Linked DNA regions of Homo sapiens: all the other regions are linked to region 3. Evidence: chromatin contacts called from ENCODE Hi-C or POLR2A ChIA-PET data. All regions are on one chromosome and are shown on one strand. Each heading gives the region's core, a stretch centred on a gene start or an enhancer-like site at or near the end of the contact. The rest is flanking DNA. Distances are from core to core; before and after follow the strand shown. Region 1 holds the start of TES (testin LIM domain protein). Region 2 holds the start of DLD (dihydrolipoamide dehydrogenase). Region 3 holds the start of IFRD1 (interferon related developmental regulator 1). Region 4 holds the start of NRCAM (neuronal cell adhesion molecule). Region 5 holds the start of CAPZA2 (capping actin protein of muscle Z-line subunit alpha 2).

The links. Hi-C counts contacts between places; a loop is a spot of excess contacts on that map. ChIA-PET counts read pairs that join two places held with the same protein, here RNA polymerase II (POLR2A). Pooled maps may share reads with other maps.
Region 1: a loop to region 3 is called in a map of B cell, with 17 times the contacts of the local background. The contact joins the promoter of TES here to the promoter of IFRD1 in region 3. A Hi-C loop is called at or near these places in 5 of 168 maps with a recorded cell type or tissue (B cell, CD8-positive, alpha-beta T cell, K562 and 1 more), 1 of 37 single-sample maps with no recorded cell type and 10 of 50 pooled maps. POLR2A ChIA-PET finds 5 or more read pairs at or near these places in 2 of 52 experiments (CD4-positive, alpha-beta T cell and T-cell).
Region 2: a loop to region 3 is called in a map of CD8-positive, alpha-beta T cell, with 27 times the contacts of the local background. The contact joins the promoter of DLD here to the promoter of IFRD1 in region 3. A Hi-C loop is called at or near these places in 5 of 168 maps with a recorded cell type or tissue (B cell, CD8-positive, alpha-beta T cell and naive thymus-derived CD4-positive, alpha-beta T cell), 2 of 37 single-sample maps with no recorded cell type and 13 of 50 pooled maps.
Region 4: a pooled map shows a loop between it and region 3 (5-fold over the local background). The contact joins the promoter of NRCAM here to the promoter of IFRD1 in region 3. A Hi-C loop is called at or near these places in 1 of 168 maps with a recorded cell type or tissue (naive thymus-derived CD4-positive, alpha-beta T cell) and 3 of 50 pooled maps. POLR2A ChIA-PET finds 5 or more read pairs at or near these places in 1 of 52 experiments (PC-9).
Region 5: a loop to region 3 is called in a map of OCI-LY7, with 6 times the contacts of the local background. The contact joins the promoter of CAPZA2 here to the promoter of IFRD1 in region 3. A Hi-C loop is called at or near these places in 3 of 168 maps with a recorded cell type or tissue (CD4-positive, alpha-beta memory T cell, OCI-LY7 and naive thymus-derived CD4-positive, alpha-beta T cell), 1 of 37 single-sample maps with no recorded cell type and 16 of 50 pooled maps. POLR2A ChIA-PET finds 5 or more read pairs at or near these places in 1 of 52 experiments (K562).

Annotation. Positions count from the first base shown.
Region 1 is chr7:116,209,245-116,211,944 of GRCh38, forward strand. TES (testin LIM domain protein) reads left to right here and starts at 1,295. Exons shown (of 7, transcript NM_015641.4): 1 at 1,295-1,490. The coding sequence starts at 1,464. RefSeq lists silencers at 1,014-1,143, 1,177-1,439, 1,194-1,393, 1,534-1,623 and an enhancer at 1,984-2,223.
Region 2 is chr7:107,889,812-107,892,511 of GRCh38, forward strand. It overlaps DLD (dihydrolipoamide dehydrogenase), which reads left to right and starts at 1,372. Exons shown (of 14, transcript NM_000108.5): 1 at 1,372-1,478. The coding sequence starts at 1,440. RefSeq lists enhancers at 1,073-1,152, 1,110-1,792, 1,303-1,542 and a silencer at 1,603-1,712.
Region 3 is chr7:112,449,017-112,451,716 of GRCh38, forward strand. It overlaps IFRD1 (interferon related developmental regulator 1), which reads left to right and starts at 1,444. Exons shown (of 12, transcript NM_001550.4): 1 at 1,444-1,766. The coding sequence starts at 1,673. It overlaps LOC128031837, which reads left to right and starts at 1,471. Exons shown (of 1, transcript NM_001414739.1): 1 at 1,471-1,629. The coding sequence starts at 1,471. The coding sequence ends at 1,629. RefSeq lists enhancers at 534-1,351, 1,352-2,169, 1,469-1,758, 1,999-2,048, 2,169-2,288.
Region 4 is chr7:108,455,020-108,457,719 of GRCh38, forward strand. It overlaps NRCAM (neuronal cell adhesion molecule), which reads right to left and starts at 1,417. Exons shown (of 33, transcript NM_001037132.4): 1 at 1,224-1,417.
Region 5 is chr7:116,861,150-116,863,849 of GRCh38, forward strand. It overlaps CAPZA2 (capping actin protein of muscle Z-line subunit alpha 2), which reads left to right and starts at 1,438. Exons shown (of 10, transcript NM_006136.3): 1 at 1,438-1,501. The coding sequence starts at 1,463. RefSeq lists enhancers at 1,056-1,105, 1,057-1,819 and a silencer at 1,186-1,925.

The DNA.
Region 1 (2,700 bases), core at 45-2,544, 3.8 Mb after region 3:
TCAGTTTTAATTCTTAATAGGATAAAGGAAACATGCACATTATAAATCAATGCTCTGTGTTAACAAATAATCAAGTAAGCAGAGTTGCAAGTATTGGCTAAAATGAATTTTGGATATTTTTAGCTACCAAATTTCTCGAGGCAAGGCAGACATACATCTGGACCTGAATATCTGCATTATTAGGGAATTTTTGTTTGTTTGTTTTATATTGTTTTGTTATTTTTAAAAGTAGGTGCCAAATTAGGTCACCTGCTGTCTGGGCAATGTTATTTTTTGCCATAACCACAAATTGAAGAAAATTGACTGCTCTTTTTCCTTAGTCAACATGCTGTGCTTCCAGCCCCAAACATCTTTGAGAAGTTGTTTAGATTCATGAGCAATGCCTCTGTCCCCAACAGGCTAAGACATTAGGCAGGTCCCTGCACCTCTGGAGTCCTCAGTTCCCTGCAAAGTGAGGAAGCTAGACTAAGTAATCGTTAGGCTCCCTTCCAGACCGACCAATCTGATGGTATTAGATGCAATTGCTCCTGAATTAGGGCATGAAATGAATTCAGCTTTGGTGCACCAATGTGATGACTCTGCTTCATCAAAGCCTGAGCACGCGATAGGCCTAGCACCATCTCACACAGAGACAAAGGGCAACCCTCTGCTTCCAAAGGAATGACACAACCTGTTTCTGAAGTGATTCACATCATCTTTACTTTTGAACAACCCAATGCTCAGAAAACAATCTAAGAATCTTCGCTGACTTTAGGGATGTAAGATACGGTTTCTTGACAGTATTTGGGATTGTGGAAAAAAGCAATTGAGGAAAGGGCATCTCCACAACGCAATATTGAATTTAGTGCCCAAGGTCCATCACAGGAATCCCTAACGATCCCTACAATCTCTCTCTCTCTCTTTTTTTTCTCTCTTTACCCTGAAAATAAACTGAGAAGTTAGTATTGGGATAACTATTCCCCTTGACCCAAATAAAAAGTCCTGGGCAAACACAGGTACAAATTGCCAAATGGAAAAAGTTCTTCTCCATCTTCAGCTAGAGGGAGGCTGGGGATCCCAGCTCTTTAGAAGCCGGCCCGTGGACGCCCAGAGAATCCCTTCGGAGACCAGGTCAGGGTCACTGAGCTTGCCCAGCAGGGCGCCGCCTCGGACGCCGCCCCGCCTCTCACCTTGCCAGCGCCGCGCTCGGGCCGCGAAGGTGCGTGCGGCGCTCGGTGATTGGCGGCGGCCCGGAGCTGCCCGGCTGCCATTGGCTGCCCGGCCCCCTTTGTTCCCGGGTCCGGGCCGCAGGCCCGCTGCGGCGGACTGGGCGGCGGAAGTTCGACGGCGCCGGGCGAGTGGCTGTTGAGCGGCGCCGCGGGAGTTCCGCAGGTTTCCCGTGTTCGCAGCGGAGCCGGAGGCCAGCTGAACCCGGCCGTGGGATCCCGGATAGGAGGAGGAGGGGACCCATAGGACGCGTTAACATGGACCTGGAAAACAAAGTGAAGAAGGTAGGGGGGCGCTCGTGGCGGGCGGCGGCTGCTTCACCTGCGCGGGTCGCGCGGCGCGCGGCGGCCGGAGGTGCCGAGGTGGGTGGGGCTCGCGGGCCCCCCGGTGTGAGCCCGGCTCTGGGTCTGCGGTGCCCCGGGCCCAGGGACCTGGCCCCCTGGGTAGAGGAGGTGCTCGGCGGCCCCGCCAGCTCCCCACACTCGGGAGCGACAGAATTGGAAGCGCGAGCGAGGGCGGGCGCGGGACTCTTCTCTCCAGTCTCACGGAATCCCAGTGGTTGTAGGTGTTGGAAACTTTACTTAAGATGTTTCAGCTCTGCCTGTGCCTCCTCAAAAGGAAAGGACGAGCTTAGGGCGAGTGCGGGCGAGACCGTGACACTTCCTGGCTCAGGAAGTTGAATTTCATTAAGCCTTTGTGGTTTGGGGCTCTGCTGTGCTTTGACAGCTCTGATCTCCTCCCTTCCGGCTGGGCTGTCTGGGGCGCTCTAAAATGAGTGTTGATTTAATGCACTGCCTTCGCACCCGTGCTGGTGATAACTTCTAATGTGATTTTTTTTTCGGTCATTCATTACTTGTCTACCGACCGAGGCAGTGCCTCCCTCTTAGGGAATTATCTGTCAAAGAGCGCATTCTCCTTGTTTGGCAGGTAGTCCCAAAGGGCGGTTGTCACCAGCGTCTCAGCGCAGGGAGACATTTTCAGCTTGGCTGCTGCCTCGCAGGCACTGGAACCGACGGCCCTACCTGAGCCACTCCCGGGTTATGCGGAGCCTGGTGTCGCCTGGGAGAAAAGGGTGGGGACCAGACTATGACTCAGAAGGAATGCTGATGTCACATTCGAGTGAATTGCCCTGTGCGAAAGTTCTCCTCGTTCCAGGGGATTTGCTCATGTTTTACTTTGTGGTAAATTTAAGCTAGCTGTCCCTTATCAAATAGAGAAGTTTTGCAGAGAGAGGAAGGGAAAAATACAGAAAACAGTTTTTGTTTTTCTCATACTCATGGTTCCTAATATTTTATCTTCTAAACACAAAGTTTTTGACTTGAGCATTAATTCTATTTTATGCCCAGAACTGGATTTTTGAAAATGGATACAAAATATTGTGTTAGGACTGCAGAGTTTTCGGTTAGGAAGCTATTGACCAATAAAAACTCGAAATGAGAAAACAGTTTTTTTCATTCCTTGCGACTAAAATTCTCAGGCACTCAAAAAGGTATC
Region 2 (2,700 bases), core at 122-2,621, 4.6 Mb before region 3:
CAGCTGGAAAGGATGGAAGTGTTTCATTTTTTAAAAATAAAAATATGATATTGTAATTTTGGACAAAGGAGTAGGGAACAAAGCCCAAGAAAGTTCAGGAAAGAATTGTGAGATTTTGTGCATATGGAGCAGTAACTCCTAGACCAGATGTCAAAGACTGCCATGAAGCTGGAGAGGAGACAATTCTCCCCATCTGTGTGGTGGAGGCTGCTCAATGTCCCCCAATTTCGCTTCATCTCATCTTGCTTATTAATACAATTTCAGTTAGGCACTCAGCTGACAGGACTATGTTTCACAGATCCCCTTGCAGCTAGGTGTGGCTTTGTAATCAGATGGAATGAGGGGATATGATTGTAGAAACTGGAGCAGCCATCTTGAATGAAAGATGCAAGGCAAGCTCTGATGATGGCAGAGTCACGAGATAAAAGGAGCCTGGGACCCTGTCACAGGACAGAGCTGCCAGCAATACCGTCTCTATAACAAACACTAAATTTAATTATTCATATCTAAATCTGAACATAGGCAGTAATTTCTAACCAGTGTTTAGCCCAGCACAAGGCCTGGGTGGTAGACTTCCAATAAATGTAGAATTAAGTTTATTCACACTATATAGACTTATTGCAAGGCAAGAATGAGACCTTAGACTTTCGTGCTCAATCTTGAAGACAATGTTTTTCAACCCTTTTCAACAGATTCTCTCTCAAAACCTAAAATCTCATCCACCATCCCACTCTCTTTTTACCAGGGAGATGTGTTTCTCAACTAAAGAAATAGAAGAAAGTGTGTTCTCTACGTATTGTCAGTTAGCTAATTAGAGCAGAATGCTGGTGATGCCAAAATCTGTAGCCCCATCCCTTATATGGCATTTGAGAGGAGCGAGTATAAAGCAGTAGATAATACCAAAGGTTTTGGCCTCAGGGCCGCAGTTATCTCTCCTTTGTGAGACCTTGGGGGCACTGTTTAACCTCTCTGGGTCTCATCCAAGAAATGGAAATACTAATAATACTCCATATGGTTGTTGCAAGGATGAAATGAGATGTCTGTAGGAAGTGCCGAGGAATGCCTAGCACAACCAAGAGCTTGTTGAACTTGTCACGCTTTACTGTCGATAATGTGCATTAAGCAAACGCTAGTTTTATTTGTTTATTTCATCTTCTAAGTATAAGAATACATTGTAGCTCGACATTTTGGCACCAGCCCCTAAAGCATTCCCACCACCACCCCCGCTGCGACAAAGCCCTGCGCTCCTTACGACAGCGTACGACGCCGAGCCTGACAGGAACGCCTCGTGCGGTAGAACCGCGCGGGCCAATCGCGCTGCTCCCGGGTGATGACGTAGGCTGCGCCTGTGCATGCGCAGGGAGGGGAGACCTTGGCGGAGCGGCGGAGGCGCCCAGCGGAGGTGAAAGTATTGGCGGAAAGGAAAATACAGCGGAAAAATGCAGAGCTGGAGTCGTGTGTACTGCTCCTTGGCCAAGGTGAGGGCCGAGTAGGTGAGGTCGTGTTGAGCCAGAGGCACGGAAGGTCCCGCTCAGTGGGTCCGGTACGCGGCTTAACCGTGTTGGGCTGGCGGAGGCGGGCGCCTGGGCCGCACCACCCCTGGCCCCGCCTCTGCACTGGCTCAGCCCGGCCCTGGGCTCCGAGGTGGCCGCTCATCCTGCAGCAGGCGAGGGACGGGGCTGGGCCCAGGCTGTGGCGAGTCCTTTCGGGTTGTGTGACGGCCGGCGGTCACACATGCCACACCCCCAAGCCTGGGCCGAGGGCCATCCCGGTCACACATAGGCCTCTACCTTGGAGGAAGTGTAAGCCACCCATGTCCCGTATAGTCTGGCTTTTTATACCATTTGCCTTTTTCTCATCCTAATTCTGATCCCTGAGTGGCCTAAGTTTATGCAGTGGGCAGGTAACCCTGGGGTCACTTCTTGAATGGTTTAGATCCAGTCAGCTCCAACAGATAGCCCTCGGAATTCCCCTAAGGTCTTGTCAGTGTTGGCAGCTTTCAACTGGTGTTCATTGCCATCTCTCACGACTTCCTGGAGGCTTAAATCTTTAATTGCAGCAGGTTATCAGAACAACTCTCCTTTTTAATCTGCTTACCAGATACAGCCAAATTGTGTGTATGTGGCACCGTGGCTGGGTACTATGTTAGTGGAGACCTTAAAAATAATATAGCGATCAAACCCTTTTGTTTCAGAGATGAGGAACCTGAGTTCTCAAAAGTTAATGTAACATTCTGCAAGTCATGCTTTTAGGGAGCGGCGGAGGTGGGACTGAAACTCAGGATTGTCAATCTGCTGCTTTTTGGGTTTGCTGTCCTGACCTCAAATGTTAAGAGTTGCCTTGGAATAGGAAACATCAGTGTAGGTTTTGTCACTGCCGCCCATTTTCCTGCTGTGAGCAGGGGTTATTTGCTTGCTTGCTTTCTGCCTCATTGCCCTTAGGAAATGGTAGCCGTCCACATATAGAGATTAGGGAGATTATGATGCAATTTGTCAAACTGTAGTAGCACCAGAACGTAAGTACATTACTTGGTGCATTTTCCTAAGTTACCTTGTCTAATTTGCTATTCCTAGTTGATGTCTCAGGAACATCTTCATAGATTGTTCTAAGTAAATACGGACTGTATATACACGCTAGCTTAGAGTTAGGAAACAAAAATTACAGGTAAAAAGATTATCATGTATAGATTATTCAAGTATT
Region 3 (2,700 bases), core at 194-2,693:
GGCTAAAAGGGTTGGCATTTAAAGTTAGTCATGGGAGCCATGGAATGTTTTTGAGCAACTATTAAAGCAGGTGGATTAGTAAAATAGGGAACACACAAATAAATCTGGCAGCATTACTGTGCATGAAACATGGATGAAAAGACTGGGAGATCGCTTAAAATGCCCAGGCATGAACTGAGGTCACATGTGATCACAGAATAGGACAGGAATTTAAGAGTGCTATTTTAAAACTAATTGCTTTGCGGGTGGGGAGGGGGTGGTGCATCAAAGGGAAAAAAGACTATGAATTTGAGTTTTGGAATTTAACATATGGGAGGATAATAAATAGTACAGTGAACAAAGGGAAGACAGGAAGAAGGAAATATAGTATTCGTTTCAGAGATGTTGGGTTGAGGCACAAGTGGAACATTCTGGTGGAAATTTGCTACAGGCAATTGAAAATAGAATAGAGCTCAGCTGAGAGGTGGAGTGGCGGATGACTCACCTACATTGAGGTGAGTCAGGGACTTTGATCTGTCATAAGCATAGTATATGAACCTAATAACAGGCTCTAAATACTAGACAAATGTCCTAACAAGGAAGACAGAGATCTAGGAGTGCCTTGAGAAAAAAGGCAGCACTGCGATTATTGATCTGTATAACTTGTGTTTGTTTTACCAGCTGTGAAATTCTCAGAACTGGCAGGTAGTATTGTCAAGGGACACATTCTTGTATAGAAACCCACAACGCTGAATCGTCATATATTCCTAGTCTAGAATCTGAGATATACACGAACTCCACAACTAAGTAGACGAAAGCATCCCTTTTTTTGGGGGGGGGGGGGGATGGGGGGCACATAACCCTGAACCACGGTCCAATTACAGGTACAGTACTGATGATGGCTTAAGTAGTTCATGGAACTAGTTAAAACTAAAACCATGGAAATGTTACCCAGGAGAGGTAAGGCTGCGTGCCTGGCAGGTGCCGCAGGGAAGTAGGGGAAAGGTTAAGGAGAACACCAGCCTCCGGAGAAAGAGAAGCAAAGGTGATTGCATAGCTGCCAGCTGGAAGCCGACTCTCGTCATAGGGCATACTCGCCCCACTGTGCATCGCCGGTGCCTACCTCACCCAGTTCCAAGGCGGGGGCGCGCCGAGGCAGGGGTGGGGTCACCAGGAGAAAAGCAAGTGGGCAGAAAAGCCCGTTGGGAAGAGACGGCTGGGAGGAGGCCCCGGCCCCAGCCTTACTACGTTTCCCAGAATTCAGTGAGGCCACGAAGACAGGCTCCCTGGGCGCGGACGGAAGACTGGCCGCATGGGATTTGTAGGTAGGATCCGCGCCCCGCCCGACGGAGGCGTCCAGTGGGGAGGTGTGCAGGGATTGGTTGGGAAGCGCTCAAGCCCCGCCCACAGAGTGACGTCAGGTGGCGGTATTGCTACTTAAGGCGTCGTGGCCTCCCCTGCCCCGCCTTAGCTCCCGCGCTAGAGAGAAACATGTATCGTTTTCGATCACAGCTCTTCACGGGGATTTCTGCTGCCGCCACCGCCCACTCTTACCCCCGCCGCTTCTCGACTCTGTTGTTAGCCGAAGACTCGCCTCTCAGCCGCCCGCCGCACAGACGCACGAGTAAAAAGTGCAGCTCCATCGGCTGATCCTCGCTAAGCTCCGACTCTGGGCGGCACCGGGCGTCCCACGATGCCGAAGAACAAGAAGCGGAACACTCCCCACCGCGGTAGCAGTGCTGGCGGCGGCGGGTCAGGAGCAGCCGCAGCGACGGCGGCGACAGCAGGTAAGGGGTATCCCCGCCGCCGGCATCCCAGTTGCCGGCCAGGCTGGCGAGTCTTCCATGCTTCGGCACGGTGGGAGTTGTAGTTCTTTCTCTGATGTACACATTTGCATTTCCAGGGTGCGTGGTTTGGCTACTGAACTACAATTCCCAGCGTGCCCTGGGCGCTGCTCCTCGCGCGATTTAGATCTGGCGTGCGAACCGGACTCTTGGGCACCGGCCGTGGGGGCAGGGAGGAACGGGTCCTTGGGCCTGAGAGTGTGTCGGGACAGGGGCTGACCGGGAGCTGGGCGGGAAAGGAACCATTGTCAGAGTTCCTTTCTCGGCGGCGATCTCGCCCGATCTCTCCCCGACCACGGGTGGGGAAGAACGGGGAGTTGAGCCCGTGCCGTCACTGGCCGCCTTTGACACCCTGGCTCCAACATGGAGCTCCTGGGATGCCAGACGTCCGGCGGGTTTGGACGGGCTCTTGCGTCACGCGGCCTGGGCCTTGCGCGGTGGGCCCGGGGTGACGCAGAGGCGCTGGGGAAGCTTTCCGTCTCGCAGGTCCACCTGGCCAGGCGAAGGCGTCGGAGGCGGGGGGACCACTTTCTCCCCCCTAGGCTGTGCTCCTTCCCCTAACTGGCACCTGCAGAAGCCCTGAACCTCTAGCACCTCTGCGACCACCCGAGGCGACCTCCTGCTCACGGGGGGAAGAAACGCGTTCTCCTTTGTGCTGCATTCTATATGTTCTCTGCAGTGAGCCCCAGAGAGGCAGGGTGGTGAGGAGCTTAGGTTGCAGTTGGCTAAAAGTTGAGGTTATTGTGCCCTCGCTACGAAGTTGAAACTTTTCCTGGGTGGGATGAGTAGGTGCTTAACTGAACTTATGGTTTTCTACTTATTATATGGTTAAGAAAAAGGATTCCAATTGGAATTGGAAGGCCCTTCTAGGAGAGAC
Region 4 (2,700 bases), core at 167-2,666, 4.0 Mb before region 3:
CCCGCCAGCGTACGGGGGACGAAGATGTGGCCGCGGGCGCGGGCGGGAGGGGAGGCGATCCGGGGAAGGAAGCGGCCTGTTCGCCAGCCCCGGGGCCCGGGGAGCCCTCCAGCAGCGCTTGCGGCCCTGAGGACACCGCTTTGGGAGAAATGACGACTCCCTTGCTCACCCTACTGCGACACCCCGTCCCCCTCCGCACTCTAGCAGATGCGGGCCGGGAGTAGCTGAGCTGGCCAACCGCCTGGGACCAGGATGCGGCAGCGCCCACCCGCGCGGCGTGGAGGGGGCCGGGGGCGGCGCTCGGCGCAGATGGCGCTCGCTGCGAGATGGATGCTCCAGGGCGGGTAATCACTCCTGGCTCAACACAGCATCCCGGGCGGAGCGGATGCCAGATCCCACCGCTAAGAGCCTGGGCTGGGAAAGCAATCTTTCCAGGCAGCCCCCAGCCCGGTGCGCCGGCCCCGACAAGTCCCAGCCCTCGGAGGCAGGGCGGGGCGCAGGGACTCCCGGGACCCGCACCTGTAAGGCCGACAAAGCCCCCGCAAGCGCCCCACCCCTCTGTCCTCCGTGTCTCTCTCGTTCCGCCTCGATTCCCCGAGCCCTCTCCAGGCAGCGACTGGAGAAGCGAAGTCGGCCTCGCCCCCGAACTCCGTGGTCAGCACAGGTGTACGCACTTCCGAACAAAGCCCACGCCCAGACGTGTCCGCAGGGGCCCGAACAGGCACACGCCCGTGCGCTCCCGGCCCGGCCCCCGCGCTCCTCGCCCCGCCGGCACTGTGGCGTGACGCCCCGCGCCTCCGTGTCCAAGCCCGGGAAGCCGCCGTGCCGGGCCCGCAGGCTCTCCATGCCCAACTGCCCACGAGCAAGAGCTCTGGGCAGGGCTTCCCGGAAAGCGTGGGGTGCGGGCGCGGAGCAGAAGTTGGCCACAGGCTGGAGGGGGTGGTGGGTGCCGGCGCTGCTGGATTTCAGCTGTGCCTTCACCCAAGCGCAGGTCCCCCTGCTCCCTCTCGGCGCCCGCGGGAGTGTCGGGGGCCTGCAGGGGAGAAGGGAGTTGGAGATCTGCTTTGCCCCTCCTGCAGCGCTGCCAGCCCGGTGAGCGCTCGGCTGAACCCCGCGGCGGTGTCCAAGTGACAACGCAGCAGCCTCGCGCGTCCTCCTCCGCTCCAGCCGTCACCCCCGAGCAGGACCCAGTGTCACCGCCAGACGCGCAAGGAGCTACTTACGTTCTCGCGCCGCGCCCTCCGCTCAGCTCTGGCGCGACTGCCCAGGACCCTGGACCGCCGGTGTCCTCCGTTCTCGACGAAGCTATCCCCTCTGGCTGCTCCAGCCAGGCGGCCCCTGCGCCGTCCCCCGCGCCCGCGCGTCTGAGGCTCGGACTGCGGCGCGCGTCCGCCAGCGACCCTGGCGAAGCGAGGCTGGCCCCGCGCCGGCGCGCGCCCCCGCCGCTCCCGCCCTCTCCGCTCCCCCTCCCCGCGCCGTGCTTTTGCCCCTCCCGGCTCTCCTTAGCGTCCTCCCGTCCCCCTCCCCCGCACTCCCTGCGGGCGTCCTCCGCCTCCTCCCCTCCTGGCCAACCCCCTCTTGCCCTGCTGCTGCGACGGCAGCGAATGGGCTCCAGCCGCCGGCGCCTCGAGGGACTGGGTGGCCCCTCACCTGAGCGGCCGCCCCACCGCCAACCTCCGTCAGCCTGCGAGCGCGTGTGGCGGCGGGGGTGGGGGTGCGGGGACGGAGGGCGGGAGTGTTCCGGGGCTAGGATGGCTGGGATTTAGCTACAAAAGATGTTCCAGAAAATGGGTAGTTTTTGAATGCCACTCTCATGGGTTTAGCTTTCTGTGGGAGGTCTGTGGTCTTCTAGTTTTTTCTTTTTTAAAAAGCACTTTCTTCGAAATTCATCAGTTGGGGTGGTTGAGATTGGGTGAGTGGTTTTGGGGGTTTTGTTTTGTTTTTGCAACCGTTCTTTCCAAACACTCCCCGCCGCCCCCCACCACCGCAGAAAAAAGAGCTTTTAGCATAAGGCGGATGCTATCTATCCGCGGTAGAAACTGGGTCTTCTGGTCCCAAGGAATAGGGTTAGTTCGGATTTGCTTATTTACAAATGGGGGAGTATTATGGAGATTTTTTTTTTTTTTTTTTGGCAATGTAAATCGAGAATTAAGATTTTCCAACTGTATAGTATTTGAGTAAACACACTGCTTGCTGCATAGTTCAGGCTCCGAAGCGCACGTCTCCACTCTATCGTGGATGGTGTTCAGGATCCTTAGCCTGACCCTTGGGTCCTCCGTAATCTACTCCGGTCTGCACACAAATTACTTGTCTGCTGGGTATCACCCGACTTGACCACTTACAGCAGGCTCCAGCGCTTAGTGAGCTCAGCGGAGCCTTGATTCCTTCAGTTCTCTAATTCAGGAAAACATTTTCTGAGCTCCTCACCACCCCACCCCACCTCACCACCTCCTCCACCCCCAGCCTCCAAGGTGCTGGGGCAAGATTCAGGAATGAAAAAGAAACAGGTTCATCCTTCAAGGTCTTGACTACCCCAGTGGTCTGTTCTAACTTCAATTTGAACTTGCCCCGTCAGCTCACAGCATCTGCATGCAAGTGAGCAGCCTTCTTTTCCTTCTCCTTCTACTGCCATCCTCTCCTCCTTCTCCAGCCAAATGTGCTCTGGCCTCACAGAGCCTCCCTCGGTTCCTGAACCAGCAT
Region 5 (2,700 bases), core at 188-2,687, 4.4 Mb after region 3:
CCAACTGTTTTTGTTTTTTTTTGTTTTGCTTTTTGAGACAGAGTCTTGCTCTGTCACCCAGGCTGGAGTACAGTGGCGCGACCTCGGCTGACTGCAACCTCCGTCTCCCGGGTTGCAGGGACAGGGACAACCTCCGCCTCTCGGGTTGCAATGACTTCTGCAACTCTCCTGCCTCAGCCTCCCGAGTAGCTGGTATTACAGGTATGCGCCACCACGCCCCGGATAATTTTTGTATTTTTAGTAGAGACGGGGTTTCTTCATGTTGGCCAATCTGGTCACGAACTCCTGACCTCAGATGATCTGCCCACGGAGGCCTCCCAAATTGCTGGGATTACAGGCCTGAGCTACCGCGCCCGGCCCCAACTGTTCAATATATGTTTGTTTAATGAGTAGAAAATGAGCTTCTTGAGTATGGAAGTTTCTCTTTTTATTTCAACAGTTTTGGAATACAGGTGGATTTTTGGTAACATGGATAAGTCCTTTAGCGGTAACTTCTGAGATTTTAGTGCACCCATCACCTGAGCAGTGTACCCTGTACCCAATACGTAGTAATTTATCCCCTCCCCAGTCCCCAAAGTCCATTTTATCATTCTTATGCCTTTGAACCCACATAGCTTAGCTCCCACTTATAAGTGAGAACATAAAATATTTGGTTTCCCATTCCTGAGTTACTTCACTTAGAATAATGGCCTCCAGCTCCTTCCAAGTTGCTGCAAAAGGCATTATTTCGTTCCTTTTTATGGCTGAGTAGTATTCCATGGTGTATATACCCACATTTGCTCTATCCACTCATTGGTTGATGGACACTTAGGTTGGTTCCATCTCTTTGCAATTGCGAATTGTGCTGCTATGAACATGTATGTCTAGCTTGCTTTTTTCCCCCTCAACACTGTATCCCCAGAGACTAACACAGTGCCCCGCACCCCGTTAAAGAACCAAAAAATATTTGTTGGATGAATAAAGGAGTATATCAAGAGCAATCTTTCAATTATGGAGAGGGTCGTGATGTGTATTTTAATGAAAGCCAACTATCTTCTCTAATATTTGAAAAAACAATGTTTAAAAGGCTTCTATTTGTACACCTTTTCACATTTTAGCTGGCAGAGTTCAGGACTTGATGGAAACATAACGAAGGGCTCAGAATGTACTCATCGCAGACTGAGCCCATATGGTCACAGTGGGGAGAGCACGCTGCACTCAAGATGCTAGCAAGCCTGCAGCAGGCGGCCCAGCGAGACACGGTCCCCCGCCCGGCCACCAGGCGCCCGCGCACGCGCACAGCCGCGCTCAGTCCGCGAGGGCCGGGTCGAGGGAGGCGGGGCTCCCGGGGTGCGCGTGCGCGGCGGCCTGAGCGGCGGGCCCCTCCCTTAGCGGGGGCGCGCGGCGCTGAGGACCGCACGGAAACGGGGAAGTCAGGTGGCCGCTGCCGCCGCCGCCGCCGCGGTTTGTCGCCAGAAGGAAGATGGCGGATCTGGAGGAGCAGTTGTCTGATGAAGAGAAGGTAAGAGTCGCGGGGGCGACGGCGCGGGCTGTCAGGAGCCGGCTCAGCCCGGGCGGGTGGGCCCGGAGTCTGGTCGCGGGGGAAGGGCATTGGCCCGCAGCTGGCCTTGCCCTCGGCTGCCCTTCCTCCCCCATCCTTACTGCGCCCAGTGCCTGCCCCTGTCCGTCACCCGAGGCCCCGCGCGGGGGCAGGTCTCTGCCAGGCCTGCTCGCTCCGCTCCTTGTAGGGTGTGTACTCCGAAAATAGGAAGCGGGAGCCGGGCGACGGCGGGCGGGGGCGCGGGCGCGGGGGAGGGCGGCGGCTGCCCAGGACCCTCTCCTGCTGTCGGGCCGCGGGGCCTCCGCCGGGGCCGGGGACCGGGGACCAGGGACGCAAAGGGGTTTGCGTCCGTGCGTGGGAGCGGCCCAAGGGCAGTGCCCAGCGCGGCGGCCTGGCCTGTGAGTGTAGCGGCGGGTGAGGGGAAGGGAAAAATCGCTTAGGAAGCAGACCTTCACTTCTCCCTTCTACTTCCCCCTCCTCAAAGCAAAATGCTTCCTTTTCTGATCCTCTACGGTTTATCCTTTTTTTTCCCTTTCCCCATGGAGGCATCTCTCCCTCCTTCTCTCTTTCCTTTCGTGGCTCTAGCAGTAAGCTTGCAGCTCCCATGTTCCCCAGGAGGCAGCGGAGTTGCTCACAAAAAGACGACCCCCTCCCCATAGTTGTTTTCTGCCCACGTTGGCAGCAGCCCCCCCCCGGGGGTCGATTTGGTGGCACCTCACTTTCCTGCTAGGACTTCTTCCGAAGAGGGGAAAATGTGCAACTCCTTTTACTGTATATTAGATGCTGTGACAGCAATGGAACCAGATGAACGACTTAAGTTCTCAGATATTTAAAACGAGTAATGGAATAATTCATTGAACTGCTGCTCTCTTAATTCGCCCCTTTCGTTTGGCTTTTGGGAACGTCCCATTCCCGAGGGTGGTGGGGTAGGGGAGAACCCTGCTAATTTTGACTGTTTCTCGGAAAGGACCCTTAGAAGTAACTGACAGAACATAGGAATGAGTTAGTTGCAGGGTTGGAAATGTCCACTCTTCGTTAAAGAGTGCTTCATTTTTAAATTTCAAAGCCAGTGCAGGAAAATACAGGTACATTTAGGTATGTTGTGGTGTTTAAGAAATCTTCATGTAAGTCTGAGGATATTTTCATTTAGGACCCTCTGC